2 separate regions of the Mus musculus genome follow, and region 1 is linked to region 2. Evidence: chromatin contacts called from ENCODE Hi-C or POLR2A ChIA-PET data. All regions are on one chromosome and are shown on one strand. Each heading gives the region's core, a stretch centred on a gene start or an enhancer-like site at or near the end of the contact. The rest is flanking DNA. Distances are from core to core; before and after follow the strand shown. Region 1 holds the start of Bicd1 (BICD cargo adaptor 1). Region 2 holds the start of Amn1 (antagonist of mitotic exit network 1).

Region 1 (7,555 bases), core at 4,999-7,498, 220 kb after region 2:
CAAAACTTAAAGTTGTTAGCATATATCCTTATGGTTGCTACATATCTGTATTATACTGTGTACCAATATTCACTGTGGCTCTAGGTGTTTCACATAATTGTTGCAGATTGAATAGTTGCTTGCCGTGTTTTAAGTCCTTGTGGTATTTTAAAAATAATTTTAAATATTGGTTGCAATATGATCATTTTTGTTGCCATTTGCACAAACTTTACACATACACACATAGTTGATGGATAGGATAGACAATGTTCCAGCCACACTATACTTAATTCTTTCTTCCATAGCTTATATATCTCAACAAAATCTTTCAAGCAGTATACAATTATAATGTGATTACATCTTAGTTTTCTTCTAGTGAATGATTATGAAAAAAAAAAACAAAAAAAACAGGCAAGTAAGTAGGCAAGATAGTGTTCTCAGGCAGTTTCTCTTACTGGCAGGCAGCAATTTGTGATTACAAAGAATGAAGTAATTATTTTATTATTTATTATTTCTCTCTGTCCCTCTCAACTCCCTGTCCCTGTCCCTGTCCCTCTCCCTCTCCCTCTCTCTTCCTTTCCTCTCTCTCTTTCTCTGTCTCTGTGTAAGACAGGGTCTGCCTTTTTAGTCCTAGTTGACTTCAAACTCACAATTTTCCTACTTCTGACTCTTGAGTTCAGGGATTATAAGGATTCATCATCATGTTCAGCCTTCATTTTTATATCCCTTAAAACCTGATTATTAGCATATAATAATCATACAACATAATGTGTTTATGAAGTTTTCTTTATGTATACAAGGTATTTTGATCAAATTCACCCCTCCAAATCCTCTTCTGTATGGCTAAATCTTGAAAACATTATGCTAAGCAAAAGAAATTAGTCCCAAAAGAGTACACATTATATAACTTCTGTTGCCAGAATTTTCTTCTTGGGGGTAGATTAAGCAGTGTCTATTAAACTAAACTTCAATTACATCAGTGTTCACTCTGTGGAACCAATAAGTTTATTAGGCTTACTTGTAGGGCATGAGTGAAGGTTTACAGCCACATTGGAAGGTCTGCACTCAAAATGGGTAATAGCTTCCCCATTGCTGTACAGATGGAGTATCCTTCCCACTATGGCCCCTTCCAAAGACACTAAGGCCACATGTGATTAGGCATATCTGTACAGAACTAGTTGGAAAAGTAATTGGATACTAAGACAAAGGTCCAATGACCCATCTTATCCCCTTCTTTTATAAAGGAATGTCAATAGTCAACAGGCCTGGGTTTCTATTGCTGTAAAGAGACACCATGGCCACTATAACTCTTATAGAAGAAAACATTTATTTGGGACTGGCTTACAGTTCCAAAGGTTTAGACCACTATTGACACAGTAGGAAGCATAGTGGAGCATAGGAAGAAAGGGTGCTGAAAAAGGATCCAAGAGTTCCACATCTGGATCAGCGGGCAGCAAGAAGAATGAGAGACACTGGGCCTGGCCTAAGTATTTGAAACCTCAAAGCCCACCCCTAGTATCACACTTCTTCCATCAAGGTCATACCTACTCCTCCAAGGCGAAACCTCATAATATTGTCACTCCCTGGTGATCAAGCATTCAAATATATGAGCCTATGCGGTCATTCCTATTTAAATCATCAAACAAACCATAATAGAATTGACAAGGCCAGCTTTCCCAGTAGTCTTCCTGTCAAGGTAGAAATATCCAAGTCCCTTTGTGTTATTATTGAATAGATTTGACTTTCATTTTCAAAATTATATTACAGGGGCTGAGAAGATGGCTCAGCAGGTAAGAGTGGTTGTTGTAGACTCATGAAGACCTGAGTTCAAATGTCTAGAACCCACATTTAAAAAACAATCTGGGTGTGGCTGTGCGTATATGCACCTGTAATTCCAAAACTGTGCAGGAGGGAATGGAGTGGGGAGGATCACTAGTACATCACTCACTTCTTTCTTTCTCTGTGTGTTATGTGTATTTGGTATGTGGGGGCACATGTATGTGGATACACAAGTAGTGTCCATGAATGTGGATGTCAGAGGTTAATGTTGGGTTAATTAATCACTATTAATCCTCAATTAACATTTACTTTAACTCTAGCCCTAACCCTAGTCAGCTTGCCCTAGGAATATTCTAGCTCTGCCTCCTGAGCTCTGGAATTATAGTTGGGTCACCATGCCTGTAAGTGTTTATATAGGTGCTGAAGATCAGAACTCTAGTCCTTCTTGCAGTGCTAATGATAGGATTGCAAGTATGTACTTCCATGTTCAGTTCAACTTCTGGGTTTTTGACCTAGCTATTTATAGAAATGTACTCAAAATAATCTGTATATGCTGTGATTTGTAGTACATGTATTACTTTAGCTGATAGAGTATAGTTTTGATCATCAAAGTGGTCCTTAAGATGATATTTATGAAAACTTAAAAACATTTTTCTCAGATCAAGAGAATCAAGGCTGACCATTGGACAGATTCAAAGAGAACAATAGATAGTAGCCTGATTTGTTTTTAAAGAAAGAATAATGTTATGTTATATTGTGTACTGAAGTGGTCTATAAATTCTTTTGTTGTTGTTATTTTTTTCATTAAAAATATGATAGTTTTATTATAGAAGAAAAATTAATGAGATAGGAGATTGTTTTTTGAGTAAATACATGCAGATGAGAACTTTGAATTGTTGGTTGTAGTAGTACATGTCCATAATTACTGCTTCAGTGTGGGCTGTATAGTGAGTGAGTTCCAGGCCAACTTGAGCAAGATGCCACTTCAAAAAACAAAACAAAATAACCAACCAAACAAACAAAAACAGAAAAAGTAGGGGCTAGAAAGATTGCTCAGTAGTTAAGAACATTTGTTGTTTTTGTAGAGGACCTGGGTTTGGTTTCTAGTACCTATGTAGCTCACAATCATCCCAAACTCCAGTTCTAGGGTACTCAGCACTCTCTTATGACATCTGCTGTCATTGGGTATACATGCAGTGTACATGCATACATGCAGGCAGAGCACTCATACACATGAAAAATGTTTAAAAACAAACCAAATTTACATATGGAGATATAGAAATCCAATTGTGACACGAAAGTGCCTTTTTGTTTGTTTTGTTTTTGTTTTTAAATGAAAACTGCTGAGAAAGACCTGGCACAGAAACAGAACCTGATAGAAGAATTTTGGAAATGTGTGGGAACATACAAGAACTTCTTGGTAGGCATTGGTGGCACACACCTGAAATTCTAGCACTCAGGAGGAAGAGGCAGGTGGATCTCTGAGTTTGAGGTCAGCTTGGTCTACACAGAAAGTTCAAGGATAGCTAGGAATACACAGAGAAAACTTGTCTTAAAAAACAAACAAACAAACAAAAAAACAGAAAAACAAAACAAAAAGGAGAAAAAAAAAGAACTTTTTTTTTTTGTTTTGTCTTGTTTTGTTTTTGTTTTTTAAATCTGCTTTGTGGCCAGAACAGCAGTCTTAAGGGCATCCAAAATGTGTGGAAACACAGCTAGATGCTCTTTGACAAAATCACAGTGATGATTATGAGATTATGTTGAAATTCTTTTGACAAGTGCCACCCAGTCAGGAAGAATTTGAGGAGTAGAATAGATGAAGGAGTGGTTCAAAAAGCACATGGAAAGAGACTTTGCCTGAGACAGGAACAAAGCACTATTTACTGTGAGCCTGGATCTGAGTCGCTGGAACAGTTTTCCCTTCCATGATACCATAGCTGAGCATGTCCATTGCTCTCAAGGGGGATATGGTGAGCCTGCTATCCAACTAAAAAGTATGCAAGTAGGGTGATGCGGACTGCAAAATAGGCCCAAATCCTCCTAATGCCTTTTGGTTAGGAGGTGACTTATTCAAAGTGACCATCAAATACATATAGGATGTACAGTCAGGAGGATTCTGGCAGATGAATTGTGACCTACCACAGAGTGCACCCGAGTCTAAAGAAGAGTCAAAAGAGGATGGTGATAACTGACTTGGAGACTCAGGACTGAGGTCTACCCATTTTCGGTCTCTTCCCTGAACCATACAGGACTGCTTCCACCCCTCTCTAGGGAACAGTTATGTACTTTGTTGCATATGAAGACAAGACAGGGTGATGGGAAATGACTGATTCTATAAAGAATATTTTTTTCATAGAATGTGTTCCTGCAGACAGAAAGAGAAGAAAAACAATTTTTGATGAGATTTACAGACAAAATAAACAAGATAGAGAATTGCAATTTCTTATGTATAACTTTATCATACTGTACCCCATAAACATGTACAATTATTATATGTCGATAAAAAAGAAAAATAAAACAAAAAGTTACATTGAGTCCTTGGAGAATATAGTACCTTTCTAGTAGGGAAGTGCCAAGGATGTGTCTATGGCTAAGAAATAACCCAGCAGGGGCTGGCGGGATGGCTCAGTGGTTAAAGAGCGCCGACTGCTCTTCTGAAGGTCCTGAGTTCAAATCCCAGCAACCACATGGTGGCTCACAACCATCCGTAATGAAATCTGATGGCCTCTTCTGGAGTATCTGAGGATAGCTACAGTGTACTTACATATAAATAAAAAAAAAAAAAAAAAAAGAAAAGAAATAACCCAGCAATCACAGAGAAACTGTTAGCCACTGATTTTGGAGATGCAATCCTTTTTCAACACCTATAAGTGGGAGATAGTGGTTTCTATATCAGGGTTGTCATGATGTATCTAACATGCTTTGAAGAATGCATGACTCACTATCTCAAGAACTTTGCTCTTATTTAAAGGGTGCATTTTTTTTTTTTTTGCTTAGTAGAATATCATAAATACCTTCTAAGAGAAATTGCAGACTCATTTCCTTTACTGAAGAATCCATGTAGTAAGGCCTATATAGAACTATCTGGAAGAAATACAGTGCCCGATATTTCAACCTTCCTAATGCTGTGACCCTTTAATTCAGTACCTCACATTGTGGTGACCCCCAACCATTAAATTATTTTTGTTGCTACTTGATAACTGCATTTTTTCTACTGTTATGACTTGTAATGTAAATGTCTGATATGAGACCTTTGTGAAAGGATTGTTCAAGCCCTGAAGGGGTTTCTACCCACAGGTTGAGAACCACTGGCCTAGAGACTTACTGAGCACCTGCAGATGTTATACAACAATTTCCTCCCAGATAGAACAGTTCATCTTAACAGAATTTCAATATACAGGATGTTCTAAAGAGAAGTAAAACATTCCATCCTTCTAGGAAGCTCTTAAACCCAGGAAGTAAACAACTCAAAGGCTTCCGTAAATTCATGAAACTAATGAGATTCACTCCTTCCCCAAGGATATATAATCAGGAAAGCAGGCCGAGAGTTGGGACAGACATGCTTAGCTACCTAGGAGAGACACAAATCACCAGAGCTATGTGAAACAGACAGTCTCCAACCTACTGAGCTGCTTTCAAGTTGTGTAGTATGGTTCAGGTTTTCCAGTGTCTATGATCTGTCACCCCTGGGGTGGGCTTTTGGTGATGTAGATATTTTTGAGTCATTTCTGTTTCTGTAAATAACCCCTCACTTATATTCCTTTAAATATTATTTCAATAAAACCCGTTGGTTCATCAAGTTGGACTGTGGTGGTAGCCTTACTGGGGTGAATAGATATTTGTTCACATCTCTCCAGTAATTACGTTATGCAGTAAGGTAGTATGATGAACTAAGTGCACAGAGGCTTAGGTTGGGGGACAGCAAAGTTCTCTGGTAGAGTGTTAGGTGGACTAGACCAAATTAGACAGAGTCTGAGAAAGGAGGAAGGACTCCCAAGGTACATCTATCAAGCTTTGGAAAAGCAGCATTCTTGAAAGCACTAGCTCTGTTTGTTTTCTGTGGGCTCACTGCACTCCAGTAGGCTTCGAATTCCCACCTCAGAAAACTTAGCCCGTTGGAGGCCTTCTTAGTGTTCTGATCTTTCAGACACCAATCACCCTTTCCAACACCCTTGCCCTTTCTTCAGCTGCCCTGGCTTCCTCAGTCTAGCATCTCTTCTCAGATGCAGTCCTCTTCCATCCCCCAGCCTCCTTAGCCTCCACTTCTCTTTAAGACACCCATTTTCCTCAGCCTTCATTCCGCCTCAGCGCGGTTCCCCCTCCTCAGCCCTCCGTAGTCTCCCATCATTCCTCAGCTAGTTCTGGGTCCCTCTGCCCTCATCCCTCTTCAGCAGTCGGCTGTGCTGCGCTGCGAGGCTCGGTGGGGTTTTGGATTTGCTCCTCCCCTTCCCTACCTCCCTGCATTCTGAGTGGCTGAGAGGAAGAGGACCAGTTGGAGTCCGCATCTGTGTGCACTGGCTGCCGCAGGGCCCAGCAAGCAGGTGGAGCTCAGCCTCCCACGGAGCATTGGGCGGTGGACCGCAGTGACGCGGCCTGAGACATGGCGGCCACGCGCCTCTGAGGCCGCAGAACCGGAGTCTCTTGCTGCGCGAGTTGCCCCTTGGCCATGCAGCTTGGCTGCTGACTGCCCCGGCGCGTGGCCCGGAGGATCCCGGCTGCGGTCATCACCTTGCAGTCTCCATGCTGCAGGGTATATTCCTCCCATATTCCATGTATTCCTCCTCAGTGCTTCCGGCCGTGTAGCCGCAGCTGCCGGCCGGGCCTCAGGGCGCTCTACCTATTATTCATCAGGCACTTTTCTTTTCCATTTTTATTTTCATTCCTATTTGCTTCTCCTTTTCCCTTCTGCTTTGCGTCTATCTCCGCCACCCCGCTATGGCCGCAGAGGAGGCGCTGAAGACGGTAGACCAATATAAGACTGAAATAGAGAGACTGACCAAGGAGCTCACAGAAACGACCCATGAGAAGATCCAGGCTGCAGAGTATGGGCTGGTGGTGCTGGAGGAGAAACTGACTCTCAAGCAACAGTATGACGAGCTGGAGGCCGAGTATGACGGCCTCAAACAAGAGCTGGAGCAGCTCAGAGAGGTGAGCAACCCGTCTCCTATTTCCCTCTCCAGGTTTGGCATTTCTCAGTGCCAGTCATCACTGTAAAGAAGTCAGAAGGGATATGGCCAGAAGGACTTCATCTTAGAGCCCTTTGTTGATAAGAGAATATTGAAAGAGTCCATTGTTTTCACCAATAGAAAAATTACCCAAGAAATGAATGCATAAGCTGGAATGGGAAGCTCTTTATTATGTGGGGGAGGGAGAGTCACAAGAAGTCTTCAGGCATCCGTGCTGGCAGGTAACATTGAATTGGGTTGAAATGCATAAATCAAACTTCTCAAACTGCTGTTATTTCAAACCCAGATATCAATGACCATAATCCATCCAATTGATGAGGTTTGTGCCTGAGGACCTACAATTTCAGGATGGTAGAATTTGGTACTTCAGTCGTCTGCTGAGTAATTGCTCCTTGGTGAAATAGGAACTAGTTATTAGGACTCACCAGTCCCGTTTGACGTTGGCTTTAGTCCTTGTCATGGGGCTGTAGGAGCAAAACAACTTTGCTGGGTGGTTTTGCTGCCCTTAATTTCACCTCTGTGCAAGGCTGGGCTATGCTTATGTCTTATAGAAGGCACCCTGAGACTGAGGAAAATCAAAATCATCTCCATATGGTGAGACATGAGAAAGA
Region 2 (7,504 bases), core at 2,373-4,872:
ATCTGGAAATATTGATTACTAGGTACTGAAGACATCTGGAATACAAAGACAATACAGTAAATTATTCTGTATCTGCACTAGTAGCTAACACATATCAATACTGTTTGTCAGCACTTAGTCCTTTCATAAGACAGTATTTTTATTAACATTTACAAAGTTAGCTTGATGACATTCATAATCACTGCCTCTGTAAAGTTATATATGATATAATTTTCCTTTACCACTTCCCTCTGTAAACCCATTACCAATACACATTTTAAAATTTTGCTTTGAAACAGTCTCAGATAGCCTGGGCTCATCTCCAACTCACTACACTGTAGCCTAGGATGTCCTGGAATTCCTAGTCCTCCTGCTTTACATTTAGAATTTGAGGATAACAGTCATGTATCCTAACATGCTTGGCTTTATTAAAAAATATTTTAAGAAGGGCATGGTAGTATATGCCTATAATCCCAGCACCTGGGAAGTAGTAGGGGATTATGAGTTCACAGCTATTCTCAGAGAGTTGGAAACTAACCTGTGCTACATGAGACTGCCTCTAAAAAACCCTAAAACTAGTGACTGGGAAGATAGCACACTGGTCCCTGCTTTTCCAGAGGATCTGAGTTTGATTCCCAGCATCCACATGGCAGCTTACAACCATCTGCAATTCTAGTTCCAGGGATCTTATGGCCTTTTCTGACCACCATGGACCTCAGGTATATATGTGCACATACACGTATGCATACGGAGCACCCTACCTGCACACATGAAAATATATATTTCTAAGTTATGTGGGCAATGACTACAGATTTATGGAGAGGACAATCAATTACCTGCATATGCAATTACCAGAAGAGACAACCACTAAGACCCTGAAGCACTGAGGACAATTTAATCAGGACTTCATTCTGGCACACTGATTAGTTCAGGATAAATGCAGCTTGCAGGAAGGGCTCTCTGACTTATTCTTTCCTGCACTAGTAAACCACAGAAATTCCTCTAAACTTCCTTGAATACTGTTCAGAAACAACCTTAATCCAAGAGCCTGGGCAGTGTGGTTGCCTTGGGTCATACAAACTTCATAATCCTCCTTACAGCTTTCACTGTCAGCTCTAGAATTTACTACCCAGCCCTGTCCTGCCATTCCTTCACATATTATTGCTCTTTGTCAGAAATGTTAAGGCTTTCTAGTTTGGCCGTTTCTCTGAAAAATACAAAAACAAAAACAAAAACAAAAAAAAACAACACTTTTTTAAAAGTTCCAAAGTATAAGCAGAAATTAATGAAAACTTGGTTTTTGTTTTGTTTTTCTTGCTAATCTTGTGTTTGTTTGGTTCCTAGACACAAAGATGCCACTTAACCAAAGTGGTGGCTAGGAATGTAGTTTAGTAGTTCTAGTATCTGTAAGGCCCTGGACTTGATACTTAGCACCACAAAACCTAACAAGCCAGGTAGGTGTCTTAGTCAGGGTTTCTACTGCTGCAATGAAACATCACGACCAAGAAGCACAGTGGGGAGGAAAGGGTTTATTCTGCTTACACTTCGACATTGCTGTTCATCACCAAAGAAAGTCAAGACTAGAACTCACATAGGAACCTGGATGCAAGAGCTGATGCAGAGGCTATAGAGGAGTGCCACTTTACTTGACTGCTTCCCCTGGCTTGCTTAGCTTGCCTTCATATAGACCCCAAGACCACCAGCCTAGAGAGATGGCACCACTCAATGGGCTGGGCCCTCTCCCTTGATTACTAATTGAGAAAATGCCTTATAGCTGGATCTCATAGAGGCAATTCCTCAACTGAGGAACTTTATTTGTGGTAACTCCAGCTTGTGTTAAGTTGACACACAAAACCAGCCAATATACCAGAATAGGTAGAGTCTTCTTTAGCCTCTTTTAAAGCAATGTAACCAACATGTTTTAGGGCTTCAAATTCTGGCCATCTGAGAAACTCATACCTGTGTCAAGCAACCACAAATTCTGTTTACAAACACACACACATTCTTTCTTCCCTTGTGCTTGCATACACATCCCCACACAAACATATAATAAAGGTATTGAAGGGTATTGAGAAGGGAGGTGTCAGTTTCCTAAAACAGCATTCCGGTAATAGTTACTTCTCAGTACCTACTGTCCTTTTCATTCAACAATCTCTTGTGAAAACCTTAAAAGCATTTCAGTATTCTCACCCTTTGTAATGGCTATAAGCTTCACATTGGACATCTCATTTAGTTATTTCCCTTTAGAAAAGCATCCATATTGTTCTGTGGTATGGTAACAATATTGTCAAATTGCTTTCTGGTAAGTCAGCTTTAAGTTCTATCTACACAAACAATTGTGGCATACTTGCAATCCCAGAACTCTATGGGTACAAGCAAGAAGGATCTTGAAGTTCAGGGACATCCTTTGCCACACAATGAATTTCTAGCCTGTTATGCTACATGAGACCCTGTCCTCAAAAAGCCAAAGCCAAAGCTGGTGCTGATAACTCAAGTCTATAATCTCAGCATTTGGAAGGCTGGGGCAGAAGACTCAAGAGTTCAAGGTTAGCCTGACATTGTGGGTCTGAGGCCAGCCTGTGCTACATAAGATTCTGTCTCAAAACAAAAGGGTTGGGGATATAACTGAGTTGGCATTATGCTTGCCTCGGGCTCAGGAGGCTGAGGTAAACTGGGAATAATATAGTGTGTGTCTGTAATCTCAACATTCAGGAAATGAATGAAGAAGGATCAGAAGTTTAAAGTTATCCTTGGCTACACACACAATGTGTTCTAGGCCAGCATAGGCTACATGAGACTGTCTCAAGGAAAAATAAATAGCAACAAAACAATACAGAAGAAAAAGCTGGAACTTAGGCAAGAAATAACATTTGTTTATGTACTGTTAAGTCAACAACGGAACCAATGTAGTCTTTGTAGTTTCCAATTGTTAAACCATTCCTGCTTTTCTGTTAATAGTTTTTCTTTCTAAAAATAGAAATAACAAGTAATACTAAAGCCTGCCTCTAACTCACTATATGGCTGAAGAGCCTTGAACTTCAACTTGAATTCTCAAGAAGTGTTTGGATTAAGGGCTTTACATATGTTAAGCTGATTCTTACAAAGACTCCTTGAGACAGGTACTAATACGCGATTTGCTTGGGTATGCGTGTGTATTACAACATTACCCCGTTAGCTTCGAATTTGTGGCAATCCTGTTTCAGTTTCCGGATAGCTGGGATTATAGGCGTGAACTGCCACGCCCTACTGTTATCCGAATTTTAGAAAGCTCTCCTGTACAATCGGGAGAGATTGTTACTGTTCATGGTCCCAAAGCTAGCGAGTCACGCCGGTATTAGTGGAGGTTTGTTGGTCCAGCCTGGCTCCAGGTTTCTTTTGTTCTGCCTTCACCCTCAACGCCCACCTGAGACAGGCCATCGGGTGGAGCCGCCAGCCCCACGGTGCACCACAGTCCTCAGAGACCAGACACAAAGCCGGGACAAGGACTAGGAGCCAGCAGGACGTGAGGGAAGGGACTGGGAGCTGGGGCGGACTCACAGTTCCAGGAGCTGACTGACTACTCCGGACAAAGGCATCGCGGAAGCCCTCTTAAGCCTGGACGGCAGTTGCGGCCCTCCACAACCAACTTCCGGTCGCGCAGGACTGGTAAACCTAAATGACGTCACAGAGTTGGACCTGGGGCGTGGCCACATTAGGAGCGGAAGAGGAAGTTCAGCGCTCTCTCTGGGCAGAACTGAGGGCTGCTCAGAACTAACTGGCACAAAATGTAGAGGCATCCAAAGCGGGAGCAAAGCCCCCTGGGACTTGTAGTTCTTCCTGCCCGCTATTGCCAGTTACTGCTTCTCCTGCCCAAGAGTCGCCAGAAGTCGCTGTCCAGGCAAAGGCTAATGGCAGGTCACTGCTTTTGCTGGTGCGATGCCAGGTCCCATGAAGCAAACCAAGTCTCTAGTCAGATACAGACACCGACTTCAAACACGGGGTTTACAGGACTGCAGTAGTCATCTCCACAGAGTGCGCCTGAAGCAAGAGCTGAACCATGCAGTCCTGGGTCATTCCAGGAATGGGACATATTAAGGCCTGTTCCGTTTAACATGACTAGCTATTTTGATTTTAGTCTCCATATTGCTCATAAGGTGAAATTAAGTACAGGTTCTCAGATTGTGCTTCCTAGAAGTAATTATTCGTAGCTGACATAACGTTCTCCATAATACTCATGCTCTGTTAGCTCAATACTCTGGAAACCCCTAACTACCACCTTACCCATCTCACTTAGTACCAGTCAGCTTAGAGGGCAGCTCATAATACTGATAAGACTAAGCGACTCTGATCGAACCCTGAGATGGCTCCAGGAGAGGGTATTAGGCCTCAAGGGAGAATTTCTCGCTCCCGACCCCAGGACGATTTCGCAGAAATGACTGACAAAACACTTCTCAGAAAAATCATACAACGTCCTGGCTGAAGGCCACCTGGGCCCTCTGGGGAACGAAGTTACTCTCCCAGGATGATCTGATATTGGCCCAGCCAATCAGCCAAAAGGTCAGCCTAACAACTTATCACCAAGGGCTTAGGTGTTGTTACTGTAATAGGCTTAAAAATGTATAAAAGGTGCTTGTATGTAGGGTCGCCTCCGGTCTCTTGGTCTCTTGCCTGAGAGACCGCTGAAGGTCGATCCCAGCGGACCAGAAAAATAAACCTCTTGCTTTTGCATGGATCTGAGAGTCTCATTTCACTTCGGATGGGGGGGCGGGGGTGTGTGTCTCCCGGCAGGTAATGATACTCTGGGGCTTTACAATGTCTTCTGCACTTGGTTTTCCTATAACCAGTCTGCCCTAGGTAGCACAGTCTGGTTCCCAAGTCCTTTCTATGTCCCTAATCGATAAGCCTGAATTAAGTAGTCAATAAACTTTCATCATATCTGAGATTAGTGTCCAAGTGGTCAGCGTGTGGCTATTCATGGACCCCAACAGGTCATATTCATTATAATCCTTCTAAATTGAAATTCTTTGGCCTGTTTTTCAGATCAGAATGTTAAGGTCTGAGAATTTGGGAATAATTCACTATGAAAACCAAGTTCCAGGCAACACAATTTATTCATAAAACTAGTATATCAGGGAAACAGCTGGGTTCAGAATTCAAACTGTCAGTGGGACAGGGCAGGGCAGGGCAGGACAGGGAAGGACAAGACAGAGCAACCTTTTAAAACAAAACCAAGCCGGGCAGTGGTGGTGCATGCCTTTAATCCCAGCACTTGGAAGGCAGAGACAGGTGGATTTCTGAGTTTGAGGCCAGACTGATCTACAGAGTGAATTCCAAGATAGCCAAGGCTACACAGAAAAACCCTGTTTCCAAAACAAAACAAAACAAAACAAAAAACAAAAAAACAAAAAACCCAAAAACAATAGTAACAAAACCAAAACACAAATTAGGTGAAATAGGGACATGAATAGAGGCAACTAACTGAGTACACGTATACATTGTATCTTTCCAACTGGATTCATACCTGGCACCTTAAGAAGTGGGTTATTATCCATCAAGTACCTCAGATGGCTTCCTGATAACTTGGCTTGGATAGAGACCAGCCAATCAAAGTTTCTTTAGCAACTTCTGGGTTTCAGACATGGCATGTATGGGTGATAACCAACAAAGCATAAGTTGAGATATATATTTCAAGTTCATGTAGGACACCTGGGGCCAGAAGCAGTTTCTGGAAATTCAGTCATTTCTTAGAATCTAGTTTAGTACAAAATGGAGACGATATACAAGGTGGAGTCCCTGTAGCAAGGAGGCCCTCAGCAAGAGCACTCCATACCAATACATAAACTTGGTAAGAATGCCACTGTGGAGAAGACTGGGCCTTCAAAAAGGATCATGAAGGGACCTGGCTCCCCTAGGTAAGACTGACTTTCTTTCTCTCTTCTTTCTTTCTTTCTTTCTTTCTTTCTTTCTTTCTTTCTTTCTTTCTTCCTTCCTTCCTTCCTTCCTTCCTTCCTTCCTTCTGAAAGACTCTGAAAGGAGCCCCTCGCTCAGGCCTCAGGACAATAGCGGACACCCAAGAACTCACGATAGACCAAGCTTGATGTAAACCACATGATGCTTTATTGGGGAGGGGGGGTGAGCCAGAGCTCTGGGGACAACTCATATCCCACAAAGGGGTAGAGGAGTCGACCTCGAGGGGAAAGAGGTCCCAGTTTTTATAGGCCCTCAGGGGGGAAAGGAGAAAGGGGAGAGTAGGGGATTTCCAGATCTAAACAATGTCTATTCTCAAGAAATGGATATGGGAGGGGTACGAGGAAAGAGTCTGGTGCAGGTGTAGCAACTCAGGATTGGCCGGGCTGTGGTTGCTGGGGAGATTTTCTGACTCTTTCTCAGCAACCAATATCACAAACACCTGGCAATGGGCTTCATCAGTGGGCACACACATGTGTTCAAGGAACAGTCAAAACATTGGCAGACACACGGGTTCAAGGAGTGGCCAGAGCACTGTGCACCTCTATTTTTCTAAATCAGTGAAGCTAGTTCTGCTAACACTGACATCTATCTTGCCAATTTCAGGGCTTCTGTGACCTTTTACATTCTGTCAGGATCTTTCACTTCCTTCCTTCCTTCCTTCCTTCCTTCCTTCCTTCCTTCCTTCCTTCCTTCCTCCCTTTCTTTCTTTCCTTTCTTTTTTTTTAAGTTTTATTTATTATGTATACAATGTTCTGCCTTCACAGCCAGAAGAGAGCACCAGACCTCATTATAGATGGTTATGAGCAACCATGTAGTTGCTGGAAATTGAACTCAGGACCTCTAGAAGAGCGGCTAGTGCTCTTACCCGCTGAGCCATCTCTCTAGCCCCTTTCTTTCCTTTCAAGACATGGTTTCTCTGTGCAGTCCTGGCTGTAAAAAAGTGAAACATAAAAAACAAAAAATTCTAGGCCTTTAGGTCCAGGCTTGAGAATGTGACCTTTGTGACTCAATGCTACAAGGCATGCTAATCATAAAACAGATAGTGACATTCCTCCACCCACCTGCCTCCAGGGTTTAGGGAGTGTTCGTTCAAAAAAGTCACCCTGACCCACCCTGACCCACCCTGACTGTGCTATTGTTAGAGGCTCCTAGAAAACTGTCTTGGCTTTCCCTTCCTCATGACTCTTAACTGGTATTTTTGGTATTTTCCAACAACGCCCTCCCCACCCTCTTGAGTTGTGGTTTTTTCCTTTAAATACCCCCTTACCCAGCTACTCAGGGTGCCACGGTCCTCTCCCCCTGCATGGTGTATGACTGTGGGCTCGAGAGCGCTCTTGAAATAAAAGTCCTCTTGCAATTTTCATCAAGACCGCTTCTTGTGAGTGATTTGGGGTGTCGCCTCTCCTGAGTCAGAACGTGGGGGAGTCCTCACGTTGTGGGTCTTTCAGCTGTCCTGGAACTCACTCTGTAGATGAGGCTGGCCTCGAACTCAGAAATTCGCCTGCTTCTGCCTCCCGAGTGCTGGGATTAAGGAGTGTGCCACCTCTGCCTGGTTTTAAGATTCTTTCTTTATGGG

What was found. A loop is a pair of places that touch in the nucleus more often than their neighbours do. ChIA-PET counts read pairs that join two places held with the same protein, here RNA polymerase II (POLR2A).
Region 1: a map of left cerebral cortex shows a loop between it and region 2 (5-fold over the local background). The contact joins the promoter of Bicd1 here to the promoter of Amn1 in region 2. A Hi-C loop is called at or near these places in 1 of 37 maps with a recorded cell type or tissue (left cerebral cortex). POLR2A ChIA-PET finds 5 or more read pairs at or near these places in 2 of 5 experiments (Patski and embryonic stem cell).

The regions. Positions count from the first base shown.
Region 1 is chr6:149,402,736-149,410,290 of GRCm38, forward strand. Bicd1 (BICD cargo adaptor 1) reads left to right here and starts at 6,249. Exons shown (of 9, transcript NM_009753.4): 1 at 6,249-6,906. The coding sequence starts at 6,694. It also overlaps the pseudogene Gm15786 and the pseudogene Gm15783.
Region 2 is chr6:149,185,090-149,192,593 of GRCm38, forward strand. Amn1 (antagonist of mitotic exit network 1) reads right to left here and starts at 3,623. Exons shown (of 7, transcript NM_001113424.1): 1 at 3,517-3,623; 2 at 1-35. The coding sequence starts at 3,554.